Regions from separate parts of the Homo sapiens genome. Here region 1 is linked to region 2. The links are chromatin loops, found by intact Hi-C in ENCODE. Cell type or tissue: IMR-90. All regions are shown on one strand.

Region 1 (2,500 bases), 250 kb before region 2:
GAGTCGCTCCTGACTTCATCTGTCAGAGGATAGGTTCCCTGTGAGAGATACTCTAAGATAAAGATTTGTATGCAGGAGATTTTTGTGGGAGAGAGCTCTTGGGAACAACACCAGTAAATGATGGAAAAACTGCAGTATTAGGGAGAGGGACAAGTGGAACTGCAACAGAATCAAACATAGGTCTCAGCCAGTCCTCCAGGAAGCTCTGGAGCTGGGAAAGGCCTTCAGAGTAGTCCCAAATGGAGGCAATAATGTTGGGCCATTGTACCTTCATCAACAGTCAGTCACTGGGTGCAGACTGCCCCAGGGAAAGAAATACAACTTTAGAAGAGGTGGCTTCCTGTACCTGAGGGGAATTCCCAGAGAGAAACTCAGAGCTATTGGCAACCAACGCCTGTAACCTGGGATAATGAGTGTCCTGGTCCTGAAAGCAAGGATCTGTATTGCACTCCATAACATTCACTGAATCATCACTATTGAATTCACTTTTTAGTGAGTCTAGAACACTAGATATCTTTCAACATCACCATGGTGGCAAAGATACTTGGAGCCGGGAGAGTTTTTGGATGTGTGATCAGATGCTTTCAGTAAATGGGATCTGCACAAGAAACGGCTCATCTTAAGTGTCCAAAAATTTTACATTACCACAGCTGCCTTCAGTATAATTCACAATTGTTTCCAAAGATCCAAGACAATTACTCACTTATTTCTTCCCCAAAAAATCTCTTCCAATTTTACAAGTGAGGAAAGAATGTCATAATATTTAGAATAATAGAATGAGTTGGTATGCTTGCAGCAAAGCCAATCCTACAAGTGAACTTCTTGTTAAACAGATCTTCCTGTGAATAAATGGCCGACAGAATCAAAGTCCTCCCATCATCCTCTGAGTTTGGCCTATGAGCCTGCACACGTATAACCTTTCAGGATTAGAATTCCCTTTTACCCTTTATAATCAAGACATTATACAGTTAAGCAAAATATTTGTTAAACTACTGTGTGCCTTTAGCAAGAACTATAAGATATGGGGCTGTTGCAACATCAATGACTCAAAGGTTAAGGATGCAATTTCTTTCATCAACATTTAATGTGGTGAAGTGACTTTTATGACTTTTCACTGTGCATATTTTTTAAGCTGGTAAGAATTATGGTAATCATTGACACATCAACTTCCTAGAACTAAAAAATTAACGAGGTTCAGAAGCAAATTCGTTGCTCTACTTCATCATCTGAACTCAGTTCAACTGAGATCTAAATCCCTGGAATCTTCAAAGAGAACCAGTAAGCCCCTAATATCTACTCTTGTTGATTTCTGATGATCCTTGTAGGATATCTTTCTTGGTGAAGAAAGAAGAAAATAATTGTGCATTGCTGTCAATCATTAAATCATGGGAGCTGGTCATGGGATTGAGAAGAAAACTAAACATTTTAGCTGTCAGCAATGTTTAAGTACTTTAAAGGATGCTAAATTTGAGGACTTAACCAAAATGCTATTTAAATAGATTTAGTATAAAACCTATATAAGGAAATAAGTCAGTATAAGTATGTGAATTCACATTAAGTTGTTTATAAATAGCAAACACTTTAGGGAGCCTAGTTTTATGTACAGTGCATTCTTCACTTGGTACTTACAGTGCATTTGGGAAAATGAAAATATTTTCAGTATTACAGCTGGAAAGTCAGTAGGCCATCTTATGCCAATGCCTCAGACTTTTCTTAGTACAAGTCTGGAAATATGGATCCCATATTCCTAGGAAACACTTGAGATGGTACAGGAGTTTCAACCTTTCCCTGGTCACAAAGCAACCTGGAAATGGCACTTCCTGTCTTCCTTCTATACAGAAGAGACACTGAGAATTTTCTAGGCTGTATAACCATGTTCTTTGTCACTATGCAAGTCACATCACCACTCATTAAAATCCTGTGAAGGTGTTACCATTATCCCCATTTCATAGATAAAGATTCTGAAGCACAGAGATGTGAAATGTCTTGCTCCAAGTCATAAAGCCAGTAAGAAGGGAGACATAATTCAAACCCAGGCAGTTTGCTTGAAGAACTTGTGGGTTTAATTACTTGGCAATGCTGACTTCTGCTCACATTATTTATTAACAATATTAATAAAACCAGGAGAATTTGAGGAGAAACAGAAATGAAAATATAAATAAATCATACTGTTGAAGCTGATTACCCCATTTGATTCGGTTTGTTACCCAGTCAGTCAGGCATCTGCATTTGATTTGCAAATCTTCACAAGAATTATGACTCTCAATGGATCAACAAATGTTCCTGATACTTAAAAGAAACAGGATGAATAACTTTGGTTTTGGTAGTTTTATTAGTCAGAGTTTTACAGAGAAAGAGTACCGATAGGATATATAGATATAGAGACAGAAATAGAGATAGAGGTATAAGGGTAGATTTATTATAGGATTGGCTGACATGATTATAGGGGCTAAGGAATTGCATAATATGCTGCCTGCAGGCTGGAGAACCAGGAAACCTG
Region 2 (2,500 bases):
AGACAAGACAGTGAAGCTAAGAGAGTTTATTCCTCTGAAACAGAGGAGGGAGAATCTCCAAGAGTTTTGAAATGCTACAAGAGATTTTAATAGCATTGTCCAAAACCAGACCCTCTCAAATGCTTGAGAGATGACTTTCTGTTTGAGTCAGGGTTCTTTAAATACAACACTAATTGAAGCCTGGATGACACAGGTGTGAAAGCTTTATAAGTACCATATCTATTAAAACTCTTCTTATCATTTGACTGGCCCTCAAGTGGGAAAGGAACCTCATTTCACCTCCTTTTAGACTTGACTCTGACCCAGGATAATAACTCCATGGATGTCAAGTCATTGAAATGTTCTCTGCTAAAATAACAACACAATTATTGGTAACACATAAAGTCACTCCATCATAGAAAGTGACGAAGGCAGGAAAGAATATTCTTGTATTGTTTCTGTAAACAATTTACCCTGAATAAGCAGACAGATGTTAGCCCAGATGCTTCTTCACTTTCCTCTGAAGCATGCCTGACAATTATTTCCATATCTCCGAAATAGTAAGTGTGTTTCTAAAATCGATCTATTATATGTTAAATTTAACACAGTCTATGGCTAAGCATCACTGTGAAAACATTCTTTTAAGTAAGTCTTTCTTGAAGACTGTCCCTCTTAAGCTTCCAATTGATGTGTTTACATCACAGGATATTTAGGCATTGGATCATTTGATGTGCTGAGACTGAAGACAATCACTTCATGTGCTACTTTTCCAACTCTAACTAAATAGGCCTGGGTGTGGGTGTCAGCTGTCAACTTCTCTAGGAAATAACATGTATCTAGCCTATTGGGGAGCTTCTCTAGTCCCCTCTGTTAGCTAGATAAAACAGCTGCTTTTTGGAAGTCTGGGCCAATGGCCTGCATAATTGAGGCTTTGTGTTCTAAGGCAATTATGGCTAGTTTATGGCAGCAGAGGGGTTAAGTTGCAGCTGCCTTCAGTTCAGTAGGAGGATTTCAAATATTAACAGCTGACCGAAGAGCACTGTGATGGGGCAGGTGGGACGCATTTTCAAGCCAACATCCCATTTAGGATCTTCTTCCAACTAGCATGGTGTCTACACTCTGACGATAAGCCTAAACTTCATTCATAAATTCAGTGATGATTGTACATTATTGTATTTCTTTAATGATCTACTTAGCGATTGCCCAGTCTTAAAGTCCAGGAGTCATGGTGTTCATCAATGCTATCAATCCAAACAAGCGACTTCTTGTTAAATGGCAGACATAAGATTAAAGCCAAAAAGTACATGAAGGAGGGCACTAGGGGGAGCTAAGAATTTGTGAGTTAGGTAGCCAAGATTGTTGAGGTTGGAAGAATGAGGAAAGAAAGGGGATCTGTGGCAAAAATATGCTATTGGATCCACAGTTCTAGTTTAAGGACATGTCTAGTCCCTTTTCCAGCCCCCAGTTAATTACAATCCCCTGCTGCCCAAATGGAGAGGGAGGTTGTTCACCAGTAGAGGGAGCCAGGGGCTGGGTGTCTCAATAGAAACTGATCTGGTCCCAGAAGGGGCCTTTAGATTTAAGTTTTTCGGATCGAAGGCAGAGCAAAGTGTCCCTTACAACCAATGGCTAAAATGTATGCCATTGTAGTAGATCACATTGTTAGTTTTCTTTTTAAAAAAAAAAAAAAAATCCTAATTTAAGCCTCTAAGAATAAATCACCCACATTTCTGGCATTAGCAATGCCTGAAATGTCCGGGCTTGTGGAAGTTTATTTGAAAGAAAACTAAAACAATCTTAGAAAATGTTCTTTCCAAGGCTACCACCAGCCAAGACTGAATCTAAATGCTCAATTCAGTAATAAACAAAGCCTGGCAGCTGGGGGTCAGTGAGAGACAAGCACAAAGACTGAGGAAGCCTGCGGTGACTAGACCCTCCCTGTCAGTGGAGTAAGGGGAAGGGAGCTGGGAGAAAAAAAGACAGAAATGGGCCAAATAGGCTTCTCCACCCAGAGGGTCCAGAACCTGCTCCCCTAAATCTGGGTCTCTCCAGGGAGCAGCCAGGGTCTTGCCTAGACTGAAGTGAATACCTTTCTGTTGAACATTTCCATTGCACAGCTGTGTGGGGATGGCTTGTTAAGACTTGAGACACTTGCATAATTCAGAACCCTTTGGGGGATAGAGATCAATTAGGACCATAAAAAAAATCCTTGGCACACCAGAGGAGAGCTGCTTGCTTAGTAAAAATTATGACATTCACAGCAAAACAGCAATCCTCTAAGATCATTTTTTGTGTCCATAGAGATGAAGCTATGGAGTTGGTGTGCATGTGACTTGTGAATCACCAGAAAATCTTCAGTGTTTTAATTTCAAAAACACCTTGACTCTCTCTGGGGCAAGGGGCGTGTCACTGATCGTCTCTGTGCCTTAATTTATTTATCTTAAGCAGAACAATTTTTAAATAACTACCTTCTTTACCACTTAGAGACATGTGAGGTCCTGTCAAGTATTTTTCAGAAAGA

The links. Peaks named below come from ENCODE experiments on the same cell type or tissue, not always from the same donor. Only the 100,000 strongest peaks of a DNase experiment are listed, where the experiment ranks them.
Region 1: a loop joins it to region 2, with 1.9 times the contacts of the local background. A loop is called at or near these places in 1 of 110 quality-filtered maps.

What each region holds. Positions count from the first base shown.
Region 1 is chr3:99,394,556-99,397,055 of GRCh38, forward strand. No RefSeq gene overlaps it. Among named protein-coding and RNA genes, the nearest start is that of COL8A1, 240 kb to the right of the region's middle. In IMR-90, no CTCF peak of the experiment used is centred here; a DNase peak (open chromatin) is centred at 1,026; H3K27ac peaks cover 1,567 bases.
Region 2 is chr3:99,644,042-99,646,541 of GRCh38, forward strand. All of the region lies in intron 1 of COL8A1 (collagen type VIII alpha 1 chain), which reads left to right. Among named protein-coding and RNA genes, the nearest start is that of COL8A1, 6.7 kb to the left of the region's middle. In IMR-90, a CTCF peak has its summit at 1,329 (motif pointing right); a DNase peak (open chromatin) is centred at 1,340; H3K27ac peaks cover 1,408 bases.